2 separate regions of the Mus musculus genome follow, and region 2 is linked to region 1. A link is a loop called in an ENCODE intact Hi-C map of the cell type or tissue named here. Cell type or tissue: heart. All regions are shown on one strand. Links, peaks and the distances in the headings refer to the core of each region. The heading gives the core; the rest is flanking DNA.

Evidence for each region. A loop is a pair of places that touch in the nucleus more often than their neighbours do. Peaks named below come from ENCODE experiments on the same cell type or tissue, not always from the same donor. Only the 100,000 strongest peaks of a DNase experiment are listed, where the experiment ranks them.
Region 2: a loop joins it to region 1, with 9 times the contacts of the local background. A loop is called at or near these places in 41 of 42 quality-filtered maps.

The regions. Positions count from the first base shown.
Region 1 is chr3:146,172,144-146,183,434 of GRCm38, forward strand. Mcoln2 (mucolipin 2) reads left to right here. Exons shown (of 14, transcript NM_026656.5): 5 at 3,314-3,398; 6 at 3,514-3,610; 7 at 4,368-4,467; 8 at 8,016-8,128; 9 at 9,563-9,712. Among named protein-coding and RNA genes, the nearest start is that of Mcoln2, 28 kb to the left of the region's middle. In heart, for the core only: a CTCF peak has its summit at 5,876; a DNase peak (open chromatin) is centred at 5,678; H3K4me3 peaks cover 1,523 bases; H3K27ac peaks cover 1,798 bases.
Region 2 is chr3:146,055,764-146,060,763 of GRCm38, forward strand. The region is part of intron 16 of Wdr63 (WD repeat domain 63); the gene reads right to left. Among named protein-coding and RNA genes, the nearest start is that of Gm35409, 21 kb to the left of the region's middle. In heart, for the core only: a CTCF peak has its summit at 2,629 (motif pointing right); no DNase peak of the experiment used is centred there; H3K27me3 peaks cover 346 bases.

The DNA of each region.
Region 1 (11,291 bases), core at 3,250-8,249:
TTTCCTGTGACGAGCAAAATGTCTCCCATGTGCTGGCAACTCAGTGGAGCAGGCTCCCCTGACACAGGCTATCTTTTTCTCAGCTGCCTCCAAAAGCCTTGGCTCAGGAAACCACCCCGTGCTCTGGGAGATGGGAAGAGAGAACTGTTTCTCTTTGATGTGTCTCTTTAGTACATTTGAAAATTCTTCAGTGAGTGCTCTTAGCCACCGATCCTTCTGCTTCTACTTCCCATGTGCCAGAACCGCTGTTGTGACCATACCTGCTTTACTGTTTATAAAATACACAGTTTTTCAAAGGTGAATTATGGTTCATAATTATTATTCTTTCTCTTGGGAGATTACCTTACAAAAACTTCCCAGCTAACCATGTAGAGTGACTTTGTGCCATTCGGTTAAATATGTAAAAGGATGTGTGAGCACACAGTGTGTGCTTTAAGACTGAAAGTTTGCTATTCAGTCAACAAACCCAAGGCACTCACTGTTTGTTTCCTGCCATGGAGTGCCAAAGCTAAACCCAATTTGTCCTTCAAGCACCTGGCAATTCACGAGGAGGGGTCCCAGGAGTGGGGTGGGCTTTAGTTACGTGATGTAGTCTGTTCAGCCATATTTTTAAATCTGATCTTGAGGTCCTTTGATAACATAAGAGGACCCCTCACAGGGTGGAGATTTTACCTGTTTCTTTGAATTGGCCAGTCAGAATCCATGTGTGAACAAGTGTGTCCTGGGCTCTGGATCCTGAAAGTAGTCACTAGGTCATATTGACCCATGCAGTGTCTGGCTTCCAGGCTGCTATTAGAGGCCATCTTGGGGAGGGGAATCCACCACCACTGAACATTCCTGGTCTTTGTGCCCTGCAGCCTTGCTCACCTGAGACATGTGTGGTAGTTGTGTGGCTTTTGTAGGGAGAAGTGAACGAGTGTATATTCCTCCCAGATAGGGCACCAGTGACAGACCAGAGAGCTGACTTCACCCGCCAGGAGCTAAGTGAGCCAATGAGTTGGTCAGGGTTACTGACAGAAGTCTCTGTGACTCAGGGCAGCTGCATCCTGTGGAAAGCCTGCCCAGTAGGGGTGATAGCTTTCAAAGGCGACATCCAACAGGCCCCTGTTCCACTAAGGGATCACCTGACCAGCAAGTGTTCACACTTTCATGACCTCAGAAGGCTCCGTGGCTTGTAACTTTCAGATTTTCCTGAGGAGTCCTGTAAGTTGCCTTAGCTTTCTGAGTCTTAGCACACCCTGGTGAGCAGCCCTCAAGGCCCAAGGCCGGATGGATAGCTACCCAGCAGGCAGCTAGGCTCAATCCTGGCTCACTTGGAATCTCTTCCTGAGCTCAGCCAAGTCTCCCATGACATGGGAGCACTTCACAGCTGGGGCTGAAAGTTGGTTCTGCCACTTTCCTCCTGAAACTGTGACACTCAAGTGGGATGTACCACACGACTGCTTGTCAGCCCTGCATATGCCGTGCATATTTGTTTTTTCCTGATTAAATTTTCTGGGAAAATTGCTTAAAGAAATGTGGCCAAAGTCAATATGAATGGCCCAGGCAGACGGACAGGACTGAAAACCAGGGCTTACATATTCCTCAGTGGTGACATCGCTCATTTCCTTTCTGTAAGTGTATGGAATATTTCAGAGTAAATGGAGAGAGGTTGACCATGAATTTGACCTGAATCGAGATTACCTAACTGTATTCATTGCATCCTCTGACCTTATTAATATAACTTGTCAAAAGAGTCCGTCAGTGTATTAAAAGGTATGAAGATTTCAAAAGTTATCTGATACTTAATTTTCTTGCATATATTAGAGAAAGCCTACTAATGAGGTAAATGCGGGTTGATTTTACACAACGCTGGCGCCTCCAGACAGTGTAAACCTGATGACATTCGACTCACTTGGGATGTGGTTGTGGTTAAGGAGATGTTGTCCTATCTCAGCCGCTCACAAACGTGACATTCCCTTGGCTACATAGTAAATCAGACTCCAGTGTTCCAATCCAAACAACGCCCATCTTGCCAGCCACCCATTGGGCTGAAGCTCCACTCGCAAAACTGCTGGGTAGACCAAGTGGAGTTTTGGTTTTCGTTTATCGACGCACACTTATCTGTGAGTTGGATCTGAGGCTAGCCCAGCAAATGAGCTGGCTACATAGGCAGTCGTTGGCATTGAGCACATGGGAGGATTATTCTCTCAGTAGCTCAGGGGAAAGTCAAGGAGCTTCCTCCGGTGTGTAAGATTAACCCATGCGTGGTTACTCATTAGCAGGCTTCTGCCAATGTATGCAAGAAAAGGAACCTAAAATCAAGAAGAAGAAGGGTCAGTCTCGGCTCCGGATGGAGAGGCAAGAATGGGTGGGTCTAAATCTTGATAGACAGCAAATGCTTGTGCAACCATACGAAAGTTTCTTGACTTCTGTGCTTTGGTTTATTTACCTATAACATGCCATCAGTTTGCATTGAGGATTAAAGAGCACAATTCATTAACCAGATAACATACGTGGCCACAGCACTTTGCCTGTAACACGCTGTTTCATGGAATCGTCTGTTCAGTTCTGTGCCCTGTGTTTGGCCCAGCATAGCACATTTTTATTAAGCCCGTTATACTTAAAGTATGACTTAAGCTAGGAGTTCATGTTATGAGAGCAGAGAGATCCAGAGAACCCATGGGAAGCCAGCTTGCTCTAGGTCCAGACCTCTCCATACTAGAGACAGCAGAGCAGAGCAGCGTGGATGTCACACAGTTCCACGACCAGGTCTCCATGACCTTGCTAGTGCTTACCTCTGGATCTCCTCGTTGTCCTGTGAAGCAATGATACAGGGCCACGCTGTTCAGAGGCTAATCTTTATGGGTGGGCTCTGTAGTCCTGCCTGGCTTGGAACTTGCTATGTGAACCAAGACAAGGCTAACCTGGAACTCACAGAGTTCCTGCCCCTCTCTCCCGAACGCCTCCATCTGTTCTCTCCTGAACGCTACAATATAGAGGAGAAGAACTTCCTCTGCCGGGCATTTTTGTTTAATCACAACTGCAGCTGGGGAAGAAACATTGTATCCCAGAGCATCGTAGCAGGAGGCATCTGAAGCCTGCTTCTGTTCGAGACTGACAATGTTAACGTGGTCCCTGGGTGAAAGCGGCACCTGCCGGCTTCTCTACTGAAGGGTGACCGTGCTCCATGTGGTAATTAGTTGATATTTTCTGACAGCCGTTTTGAGGCGTTCCTAGGGTCCTGCTTCTCATCACATGGCTGCTGGACTCATTTCAGCATCAGACTCTGGCCAGGAGTGACCATTCCCTGTCTGTCTGTCCGTTGCTCTAGACTGCATTCACCTGGACCTTCAGGTGCTCACCACGGAACCCGAGGACTGGGCACAGACATCTTTCTTCAGGCTGGATTTTTATCGGTAAACACAATGTCAAGTCTCAATACCCAGGAGAGGAGGCCTGGGGCGGTGGGCGGGGGCACGGACACTAGGATAGTGACGCTGACAGTTGTACCTTTTACTGTATTTTATTTAGGCTCGTGCAAGTTGATATCTCCTTTGCCCTCAAAGGAATTGACCTACAGGCAGTTCATTCCCGAGAGATACCGGACTGTTACCTCTTTCAGAATACGGCAAGTGTTTTTGTGTGATGTCAGCCTCTGTTTCACTCCCTGCAACTTTGTAGTGGAGGGTAAGCCCTTCAGCTACAGATGTTAGATACTGTTGTACTGGAAACTGCTTCAGTGATGGTGTGGTACCCATCTAGAGACTGTTCCCTGTGAAGATGGATCCAACCCTTTCCAACTCTCTAAAACCCTATTCTTGGGCTGGGAAGGTGGCTTGATACATAAAACATGGGGATATGAGTTCAAATCCCCAGCACCCACAGAAAACTTTCATCCTTTATGCTATAGTTTTTTAATCATTAAAAAATATATAACTAAATTCTCCCAGTTAGCTTCGGCTGTCAGCCTGACATAGCCCATGGTGTCCTGAGGGTGTGTCCACTGAAGGACTACCCAGATCAGACTGGCCAGTGAACATCTCAGTGGGGCATCTTCTTGGCTACTGATTGATGCAGGAGAGGCTCTTCTATCCTTGGACAATGGGTCCTGGGCTGGACCAAGAAGCAGGCTGAATGAAAGCTGTCAGCAAGCCAGTAAGCAGGACTTCCTCTGGGGCGTGTTCTCCAGTTCCTGCTGGAGTTGACCAGAGTTTTACCACAGTAACAGCAGCTGGACCAGAACCCACGTGCAGAGGCATTTTCATCCCTGTGATCTCTGTATCAGAGTTCTATCTGGGTACTGATGACTTTTGTAAGTAGTTGACCTGACAACCCCCACCCCACCCCGCCTCGTTGGACTATAACCTCTTTGTTTCTGTCTCTAGATTACCTTCGACAACACAGCCCACAGTGGGAAAATCAAAATCTATCTCAACAGCGAGGCCAACATCGAAGAGTGTAAAAACATGAACATATCTGGGTCTAGTAAGTGTACCGTTCAGCCTGTTGTCTGTGGGTTAGAGGAGGTTTGGGGGGCTTAGGGAACCCACGTGATTCGTATGGAAGGTGGTGGGGAAAACGTTTCAGAAAAACAGTTCAAACGCTAGTCCTGAGCGAGTGGTCCAAGTCAGCAAGTGTTTATTGTTTCTTGAGTCAGTGGTTTACGCAGTTCGCCTTTGCAGCAAGATGGCCTGGGTTTGCATTCTGGTTCTGTGAGCCACGGCTGGAGGCTTGGACCTATTGCTTGGCCTCTCTGTCTTAGCAGTTTTCTCTACAAAGCAAGAGCAATGGCTGTACTTATTGAGGGGGTTGGTGCCGAATGCTGGGAGCAGAAGTCATCAGAGTTGCTCCGCAACTCATCAGCGAGGAGAGGCCTTAGGGAGGGACATCTATGTGACCAGATCCTTGGGGTGCTATGGGTAGCCATAGCCAGGGAAGTATGGAAGGTCTGAGTAGGAAGGGAAATGATCATTTTGACCGAGCTCAGTGGGAATCCTGAATTCTCGGAGGAGGTATGTTCTGATCCAAGCCTTGGACAAAGGAGAAGAGTGGAGACCTCAGGGTGCATCTTGAATAAACACGGGGACATCTCCTCCGTCACCCGATGGTCCACATGCTTAAATAGCCTTGTTGAGCTAGCGATGACATCATGTACTGTAATCTCAGCTATGCAGGAAGAAACTGGGAGATTTTGACTTCAAGACCAGCCTAAACCACTTTGTGGGGGAGGGTGTTCCTGTCTCAAAAGAGGAGTGTAAGATATGTGCATCCTGCTTTGATTATTAGTGGTCAGGGCGATGTCTCTGAGTGTGGTGAACTGGCAAGCTCCGTTTACACGAACTCACTTGGGCCAGATGACCAGAAAGACAAATATGAGTCACGTGGTTTTTTATTCCAACAGGTGACTCATTCCTTTTCAGCTGTACAACGGCTGATGATTTCGAAGTTTTCTCTTTTTTTTTCTAGCTTTGGTTTCAGTCATTCCTCTAAAGGAAGCACACAGATTGGGTTCCTGATAAAATGGATTTTCTATTTCGCAGCAGATACTCAAAGACCAGCACCATCAAGGCAGTCCTCAGGTCCAAGTAAAGGCTGAAGCTATGTCTTGGTGGTGTGGGGGAACGTAACCTTTGCCATATATAAACTGTGATTTGCAATAGTCACTGTGAGACTGGACGTGTGCCTCATGGCTCCCCAATGATCCTCTCACCACGCATGCCAGAACGGAAGAGCTCTTGCTCCCCCCTGTGGCCAACAGAGAGAAGCAGACCTAAAATGTGATTCTTACGGCCATGTCTTAGAAACTCGACCTTATCACTAGGAAGACATGAATTTAAAATAAATCAAGGGGTTTTAAAAATCATTAAAAATATGAGGTTTAGAAACCAGTTTAGAAGATGGGTTGTGCTGCCTCTTCCATTTGAAGCCGTGGACTGAGAAGCTCTGCCTAAGAGAGGCCAGAGGCGCCACCTGGTGGGCACTGGCCGCTGTTGTCCAAGTATTCTGATGCTCTCTTCTCACCCAGCTTCCCAGCTGCTGCTTGCTTCCTCTTGGCGTTATCTACAATTATCCACATCTCCTCAAAGCAAAAACCGGTAATGTCCACGTTCACAGACATCTGCTTCCCAAGGAGCCTTCTCTGAGTGCGCTTCTGCTCTCCAGAACTTATATTTTATATACTATAGTTTATAGCCAGCCACACGAGGCTTTAGAAGAATGGGGTGGGCAGGGCTCCCTCTGATGGAGATGTAATGGTATATATTTATTGCAGAGCTGACAGTTAGTAAGCTTGGATAGCCCGAGTCAGAGTTCCTTAGGCAGATGGTGGGAGAGCGTCTGTGCACATCAGGTATCTGGGAGGGTGGAGTGAGTGGGGTGTGCCATTACTCAGAGTGGCAGGACATATTTCTGAACCAGTGTTTTCCAAACTCAGATTTGGAAGAGCTTTCTGAAATGCAATATGGCTTCAGTGGGGTAAGCAATCTATGGCTGCTGGATGTTCCCAACACTTGGGAAGCTGAGGCAGGAGAATTCCCACTACTTCACATTCAGCATAGGTTGCTGTGTTCGTTACTTTTTTGTTGTTGCTGAGATAAAACACCATGACCAAGGTGACCTAGAGAAGGAAGAATTTATTGGGGCTTACAGGATGAAAGTCCATCATGACAGGTAGACGTGGCAGCAGACCATAGACATGGAGACCTAAGCTGAGGGCTCACACCTTAACCTACAACCAAGAAGCAGAGAGAGGAGGAGTCGGGGGAGAAGGTGGTGGAGGGGAAAAGAGGGAGGCTGTGAGATGATGTCTTCTAGGCAAGCCACAGCCATTTCAAACACATTTCGTCCTCAGACTCAGCAGTTTCGAGTCAAAGGCCTTCCCTGGGAATGCATAAGACCAGGCGGGTCGACAGTCAGACAAGAGTGGAGGAGGGGCTCAGGGGACCTACGGCACACTGAGGAGCTGTACGCAACACAGATTCAGTGAGGCAGAAACCACTGCGTTCTGGTGGCTTCCCGTTCGTGACCCCACCAGGCTCCAACCCTCCGGGCTCCGACACAATGTTCTGGCCAACGGTCACACAGATGGGTCACAAACCAGATCACGAATCTGAGTGGGGGGGGGACTAGGTATTGATAAGAAAGAGAGAGAGAGATGAGAGGACAGGGCATGAGGTTAGAGTACGTTATATAAACATATCAAGCTGTCAAGCAGCAGAATTAATCAATAAAAAGAAAAATCTGAAACTTGACCCCTAAAACAAATCATGTGAGCAGGTGTGTGTGAAGTACGGCTCTGGCCAAATGCAAGTGTGTGTGGCTTGTGGATGGTCCCCTAGGCAGGAACAGAGACAAGGGAGACCGATCCAGTCATAGTGAGGCCGGGGAGAGCAGCAGCCACAATGTGGGGCCATGTAGTCTAAGAGCAGCTACACTTACAGATCAGCCTCTCTTGTCCCGTCCCCCCCGCAACCCCCACCCCCGCACTGTACGTTCCAAACACTCATTCGCTCGCTCGCTCACTCACTCACTCACTCCTCAGTCCCTGAGTTCCTTTCTTGGTGTTGACACACAGGAAAGGCATCTCAGACTGGCTTCTGGCAGGACGGTGTACCTTGAAACAGAGGAGCACAAGTGGGACCTCTCAGTGTGGCATTTAACTTTGCTCTCTTAATTGATAAGGGGAACTCATTGTCTGTGTTGCTGTGTGAAGCAACGCAGGCCATGGTGGCCTCTTCTGAATGGAGCCCAACGGGATTGCATTCTGTTGGATTCTGTTCTGCAGTAAATATTTATAAAGAGCTTAAGTGCGTTGATTAACACCGCCTACGTTTGTAAGTGCACGGCCCTTCCCTCCAGGGTGTGTTGGCTTGTCTGTGGAGTGCGGTATGCTGTTGCTTCTGATGGTTGCCGCTTTAACAAGAGAAAGGGGTCTTTCCCTTGAATTTCCCTTCAGACTACCATTTGCTGAAAAGACTACTCTCCACAATGTGTGCGAGGCGTACTTCCCATTTGTACTCTGCCTTGCTCTGCAGCTCAGAGAAGCACTCACTACCTCCTGGTGTTTGATGTGTTCGTCATTATGATCTGCCTGGCATCCCTTATCCTGTGCACGAGATCCATTGTTCTTGCTCTGAGGCTGAGGAAGGTAAGAGAGAAACTCCCCTGTCTCCCTCCACTCAGCCAACAGCCTGCATTTGTCTAAATCAAGGGAATAAAATGGCAGCATCCAGGCAGGCATGGTACAGGAGGAGCCAAGTGTTCTACATCTTCATCTTAAGGCTGCTAGCAGAATACTGACTTCCAGGCAGCTAGGATCCTTATCCTAGGGTCTTAAAGCCCACACTCACAGGGCCACACCTAATCCAACAGGGCCACACCTATTCCAACATGGCCACGCCCACTCCAACATGGCCACACCCACTCCAACATGGCCACACCTACTCCAACCTGGACACACCTACTCCAACCTGGACACACCTACTCCATCAGGGCTATACCCTCTAATAGTGCCACTCCCTGGGCTTAAAGTTGAGCTAACAACTACAGGTATTTGTGGTGATCTCTCAAGCGTTTAGAGGTTTCCAGAATGAAGATTTTATTTCAGGGATGACCCTAAGAGCATGCGTGGGTTGCATCATTTTCTGTCTTCAAGTCAGAATTCACTTTGAGGAGGAGGCAAATGGGTTATAATGAAACACAAATAATTAGATTTGATTTCTTGAATAGTTTCATTGTAATTTTTTTTTTTTTTGGCTGTTTAAGTATGTTTTCTCAGGAGTGTGTACTGACTTCAGCTTACTGTGTGTGTTATTCTGGCGTGAGGTGGGAATCTAGGGTCCCACTGGGGTCAGGGGAAACAGGAAGACACTGAAATACTTCAGAGCAGGAAATGGCTCATGTTCTATTTCCTTTGATCTCGACTTCCACTTTGACTTTAAATTATTATTTTTTTTGAGATTTATATATTTTAATTTTGTGTGTCTGAGTGTTTTGCATGCATGCGTGTCTGCACACCATGTACATGCGGTGCCCCCAGAGGCCAGGAGAGGGCAGCAGATCTCCTGAAACTGGAGCTACAGACAGTTGTGAGCTGACCCCAGGTCCTCTGGAAGAACAGCCAGTGTTCTCAAGCAGACATCTCTCCAGACCCTTGGCTTTCACTTTGTAAACATCTACTTCATATCTGCCTTCCAGGCCTCTGGATATTCTGTATCCAAGGTTGAAGTCCCTCTCTGCCAAGTTCAGGGACAGCATTGGGGACACAGTACCCTCATCTGGACCACAAGAGGATCCTAGTTCAAGGGGTTGCCATCAATCAGCTTAAATGAGGGCATAGTTTGCAGTATTTGGAACACAGTCTGTGTTAGTGTTCTTGGAAGGACAGCATAGGTGCTCAGGGTTTGGGTTAATCTAGCAGATGTTCAAATGCTTGCTTACACGGGAGTAGACAACTCCACTCGGCTGTGGCACCGCGTCTCCCTGTGAGGTGGATCTGCCAGCTCGGAATTGTTTGCTCTTGTCTTCTGCCTCCGGAGGTCAGTGTGACTTGTAAGACGTCTTTTTTACATGTTTGCCGTAGAGATTTCTAAACTTCTTCCTGGAGAAGTACAAACAGCGCGTGTGTGGCGCTGACCAGTGGGAATTCGTCAACGGATGGTACGTCCTGGTCACTATCAGCGACCTCATGACAATAATTGGATCCATATTGAAGATGGAAATCAAAGCCAAGGTCAGTGACATCTAGAACCTTATATTGTCCCGGATGACCTCAGGTCATCCTGTAAGACATGGAGTCTTTCTGGGGAATCTTTCTGGGGACTAGCCTGCTTCTTGTGTTTTCTCTTTTCTGTCACCCATTGCTTCACGTTCTTCTCCAGGAAGAGTGCGCTGTGGAAGGTGACACCCTATGGCCTTCCTCCAGGAATGCAGGTAGCATCATTTGAACAGGAATTAAGTTTGGGGAGACTGAGGGAATGGGCTTTATATTCATTTATTTTTCGATGTATCTATTTACTTATGTAAGTTGCAAAGGAGGCGGCTGGTACACAGAGCAGACATTTCTCCTAAACACCTGAAGGGCCAGTGGCAGGTGTGAGGCATCGCAGATGCTGTGAGCCCCAATGGCCAAGAGATCCCCAGCTCTCAAGTGCCTATATGGTCTGACCAGTTGCATATGTTGGTTGGTTTGTTCTCACGACTAGGCTGAGTCTCTCAACTGTTCTCTTCTCTGTTCTACATCACTCTCACAAAACTGCCCTCACCATAGCTACAGGGTCTCCCTGTCTCTATTCCAGCTTCCTTTGGCTTCCCTCGGGCTGACTCCCTCTCTGGCCTGGCCTCCCTCAGCAGCTTTGTGATTCTGACCTTCTATCCCGCAGACCCAGCCGTACAGTGGCTGGGCAGTCTTCCTGAAACTACCCATCTTGCTGTTACCATCCTTTCTGCCTTCCAGGATCTACTTAGGATGAAGTGACCTCCGCTTCATCATGGCCTCTAGGGTCCCCATCATTTATCTCTGGTTCCATCCTGGCTCTAATACTGCCATTCCACACACCAGGCCTCAGCCTCGGGGTGTGTTCAGACTCTGTCCCTATGCCGTAGACTTCTCTCCAGCCTGCGCTGTGTGTCCCGCTGCGCTCCAGGTCATCCCCATGCGAAGGCCTCTGGGACAAGTGTCAGCAGCATATCTCTCATTGAATTTAGCATATTGTATTAAATGGCTGCTTGTCTCTTCAGTGAAGCCTAGAATCCCTTGAGAGCAGGAACTCGTGTCTGTAAGTCACACTGGAGTTTGCTTCCGAAAGTCAATGGATTATATTGCTTGTTCTTTGCCAAACACCAGGCCCTTTCATGCCTAGGCCAGTGGCAAATGCAAGTCCTATTTCAGAATAATAAGTTCTAAAAAATACTAAAATAAAACCCAAAAATTTGAAGCTTCCCTCTTCTTCCTTCCCCTCCCCTTCCCTCCCCCTCCTTCTCCCTCTTTCTTCTCCTCTCCCCTCTTCCTCTTCTCCTCCTCCTCCTCTTTTTCTTCTTTTTCTTTTTCTTCTTCTGCCTCTTCTTCTTCATCCTTCTCCCCACTCATTCTCTTTCTCCTTCTTCCTTTTCTTCATTTTTGTTTTGAAACAAGGTCTCACTCTGAAGTCCAGGCTGGCCTAGAAATTACTATGTGGTCCAGGCTGGCCTTGGAAATGCATGTTGATTCTGTAGTCTCAGCCTCCCAAGTACTGGGGTGATAGACATAGGTAGGGGACAGTCAGTTCTTCTCATCTGTTAAAGTGAGGTAAGCAAGCCAAGGGGACTGGGGT
Region 2 (5,000 bases), core at 1-5,000, 120 kb before region 1:
ACAGATCTTTAAAAACACACATTGTATTTTCTGTGGCTTTCCACGCATATCTGTTCCACTCATTCCTTTCCCAATGTGGCAATGACCCTCATCTTTCTCAGACCACCACCAACTATATCATAATGTATTTTACACATTAAAGCCAAGGTCGAAATACCAGGACTTTTCTTCCAAATATTTGATATCATTTTATTTTAGAGCAAAGTTTTTCTGATGGACAATTTATAAATATTGTTAAGCTTTGGAGAATGGAGAAAAAAGCAAATTAAATGACAAATATATTTAACGCCACGGTTTTCAAAGATAGGTTTCTCTCCCTAGGGGAATTTCTGTGGCTACACATAAAACAGGCTTTGTAATAAATGGATCGTATCCTGGGACTGGAGAGGTGGCTCTGTGCCTAAAAACACTTGCTACTCTTTCATAGCTCTTGGGCTTAGGTCCCAGCACCGCGTGGCACTTAACCACCATTTGTAACTCCGGGACCAGGTAAGTCAATGACTTCTTTCAGCTTCTGTGGACACCCAGCATACATGAGGTGCACATATATACACGCAATCAGGACACTCATATGCATAAAAAGGAATACATATTTAAAAACGGAATCATATTCTATATTAACCTGATGTGCCGCTCATTTATTCTCTTTGAGTCGGGTAAGGAGAAATTGAAGAGGGGAAGACAGGAGACACACAAATACTTAGGAAGGCACAGGCGTCAAAAAATAGTGGGGTGTTTAAAAAATCTGGGTGTGTATGTGCACGCACATGTGCACAGCAAGAGTGAAATCAGAGAATGACTTTAAGCATCTCTCTCCTTTAAGCATGTTAGTTCCAAGGATCAAGCTCAGGTCTTTGGGCTTGTGCTAGAAGCACTGTACCTGCCGAACCGTCTTGGTGGCTCAGTAAAACAGTTTCATGCTATGGAGTTGAAGAGATCAGAGGAAAATATTTCTATCTACTGTGTTTACTCTGACTTGAGTGGGATAGCCTTGGATATTTAATGACTTCAAAGCTATTATTATGCACCACAGAGCTTCAGTGTTGGTGTTAGTAATTTCTGCAATTAATTTTTATTGAACACTTACTACAAGCCAGGCATTAAATCGTGTATATTTCTCTATTAATGTATCTGCACAATGCTACCTCTGTTATCTTCTCACCTTTTCCCCCCAGACAGGATAGAGATAAGGTAAGGCATAAAGAGGCACAATCACTTATTTGGTCAAATAATAAACTAGATTTTAAAACACAGACCATCAACACCAGAATCCACTCTTAATCATTATGCTTAAAAAGTATATGGCAGTCTCTGAAGGCTGCTCTAAAAGAATTCGAAAGCTATTAGGCTAAAGCCTTCCTCACTAAAGCACATGCAGTTTTCTCATGGAGAGGTCGAGCTGGTGTCTACCTACAGCCCTCAGCCCTACTGACTGATTTTATGGTACTGGAAGATGCTCTGGATGCTACAAGAGGAGAAAGGTAAACACCAACCCAGCTACAAACCAGTCCACCAGTGATGCCCTGCCTGCACGCTGTGCTGGTGCGGTAGCAGCACAAATGTTGTGGTAGTAACCTGTCACTATCTGACTAGATTTAAGGTGGACCTCATGAGATGGAACCCGTGTCTGACGCTGCTTGATTGCCCAAGAACCCGAGACTAGATGGGCCAGGGACCTAGGGAGAAAACAAACACTACTGCTCTGCTAAAGGGACAAGATCACTCTTGATGACATTCCGCTCTCTCCATAGATCAGTGTCTTGCTCAGTCATCATCAGAGAAGCTTCCTCCTGCAGCAGGTGGGAACAAACGCAAAGACCCACCCTGGACAATGTGCAGAGTGTAAGGCTGTGGAACACTCAGTTCTGAGTGAGATTTCTCATTAAGTCCCAAGGAAGCGAGGTCTTCTACATACAGCAGGGCTGATACACGCGAGGAGTCATGGAGACTGTGGTAGCACACACAGGGACTGAAGAGGGCTAAGCCGGATGGGATCCCAGTGCGGACAAGGGAAGCAGACACAAGCTCCCATCCCCAACCCAGAAGCTATTTCCAATTGACAACTGCTCACAAGTGAAAAAAAAAAAGTTTTCTCCAACAGAGTGTTATTGGATATTTTGGAGACTTTTTTTTATGCGTTGTCTAGGTGGGTTTTTGTTTTTGTTTTGTGTTGTTTTGCTTTGCCTTTTGTTTATTTTGTTTTAACATTACAGGTCTTCTTATATGAGTTCATATTTTGTGTTTTTGTGGGATTTCTCTGTGTGTCTATGCCTGTATACCCCCCCCCACACACACACCAATACACACACCTTTAGCACCTTCTTTTTCTTGGTTGGTTTGTTTCCTAGTCTGGTTTGTTCTAGTTGGCTTTTGTTTTTAATGAGATAGGAAAGCAAGGGTGTGGATTTGGGTGGGTGTGGAGGTGGGGGGGGTATCTTGGAGGAGCTGGGGCACGGAAACCCATGATTATATTATATGAAGAATATTTTAATTAAAAAGTAATACACTTAGAACTTTAAAAAAATTACTAGATTATGTCCAGGGACCATGACCTATTTTGGATACTAAAATAATGGGGGTGGGGGGAAGTCCTTGGTCACTAGGTGGCGACAGAGTACCAGAAAAATGGGGCAGGTTCACCAGGCGCTGGTGATCCATGGTCCAAGGAATCCAGTCAATCAAATGTCCCAATCAATAGACAAAATGTCTTAGGGAAGTTATGTGTGCATTCTAATGAACAGATCCGAGACTGGCCAGAATGGGTGCTCGGCTGGCAGTGTGTCCAAACCTCAGGTGTCTAATAAAATTACTAAGGCTGGTTACTCACACAGGAGGCAGGAAGCCACAGATCTTTCTGAACCCATGGAGTTGCCTGCAGCATGAATTTCTGTATGGCCTGCTTGTGTTTTTGCTGGGAACATGTCTGCTCCTCCTATTTTGATTTATCCCAGATGCTTTTCTTTAAGAGTAATACGTAGGGGCTGGAGAGATGTCTCAGCAGTTAAGAACACCAAGTGCTCTTCCAGAGGTCCTGAGTTAAATTCCCAGCAATCACATGGTGGCTCACAACCATCTGTAACACCCTCTTCTTGTGTGTCTGAAGCGACAGTGTACTCATATAAATAAATAAATAAATCTTTTTTAAAAAGAGTAATATATAAAATCACGTTGTGCAAAAAGAAAATGTTTGGATGCTATGTTTTCATGTTTGACAACATAACGGTGTTCTATAAGCTGCTTATTTTAACGAGAGGCTTTTCCTTAAGTGCATGTAAATGTATTTTCTATCTGTCCCACCAGAATATTAGGTCTGTGAAAAGACTTATCTTCAAAAAATATTTTTGATTTTAAATTATGTGTGTTTGAGCATGTGCACATCCAAAAGAGAGCGAGAGTCCCTGGAGCTGGAGTCGGGGAGTTGTGAGCCACCTGACACGGGCGCTGTGAGCGGAACCAGGATCCTACAGAGGAGCGGTCAGTGCTCATGAGGCCTAAGCCACCTCTCCAGTCCCAAGACCTGTTTTTCCAATACTGTGTTCTTAGAGCCTAGGACCTTTGGGGGGAGTGTAAGAAATACGTGTTGACTGAATGTAGACTGCACATGGCAGCTTGCATGTGTGAGGCCCTAAGTTCACGAAAGAAAAAAAATTAAAGAAAGAGAAGGAAGGGTTTATGTGTCTAAAGACAGAACTGCAAAATCCTCGAAGCAGCCACTGAAGGGCAGTGAAGAGAACTAGACACGTGTGCGTCAACAGTCAGACGACCACACATCTTTCTTTCCCTAAGCAGTTGCTAGGACAAGGAGACTGAAATCCAGGAAGGAGCCTCCGCCATCTGTGGTTTCACTTTCTGCAGCTGATGTCAGCAAACAGCAAATGGAAAGTTCTAGAAATGAAGCACTTCTGAGTTTTGGGCTGTATGGCAGCCTCCTTAGAGCAGTGAGACCTGTGCTGTCTGCTTGGTTGCTGCTAGGGTATGGGTTGTCCAGGGAACGGCGCGTCCATGCTGCACACGCCACCTGCCCATTGTCAGCCGCTTAGATGCCTTGGTACTCAGACAGGCTTCCGTAGGACGCCGTGCTTGAGCTCGAGTGACAGCACTCCCCTCCTTCAACCCTCTCCCACCTTTAACTTATTAAAGGTCCCAGAGTCCTAAATCATGATGTTGGTGGTCTGGACGTGCTCAAGAGAGGCCGAGGAAACACTCTCGAGTGAAAAACCGGAAGCACAACCCAGGACTTCCAGTATACAGTCGTAATCCCGCATTTTATTAACAGGACTGTTAACTTCTTACTTTGTCTTGTTTATGAAATACATGTGTGCTTTTGGGGTTTGAACTGGGTATAGTAGGCGCTGGAACGCGTCCCTCACAGATGGGAGTATCCCTGCTTTGTTAGCTGATTGAGCCTTGTACACAGCTTCTTGAAGTCGAGGTCATGACCCCGCATCACATCTGAGCCCGTGATGGAGAAGACTCTGTGGTTCCTTTAAACTGTTTGTTTGGACACCAAGGGGAAACAAACGTGCTATGTTTTAAAAATGCCCCTAAATCTAGATTCCCCTTCTTTTCTCCAGCACAGGCCTAAATATTTCTTCTCCAGCTGGGCATTACCTACATTTAAAAAAAATGTGTGTGCATGTGTGTGTGTGTGCGTGTGTGTGCGTGCTGCCTTGTCTCACCTCAGTGGAAGAGGATGTGCCTAGCCTTGCAGAGATTTGAAGTGCCACAGTGGGGGGATACCTGGTGGTGGTGGGGGGTAAGAACCGGCCCAGAGGAGAAGGCAAGGGAGGAATGGGGGAAGGATTGTGGGAGGGAGTGACTGGGAGTGGGGCAGTGAGTGGGATATAAAGTGAATGAATAAAAAGAATGTTTTTAAAATTTAATTTAAAAAAACCACTTTTTTTCTTAGATGTCCTTTTGTTTAACCAAACCTTGGAAATTTTACAACAGAAATCTTTGGAGGCAAGGCAAGAATCTGACAATACTTCAATTATTACTTA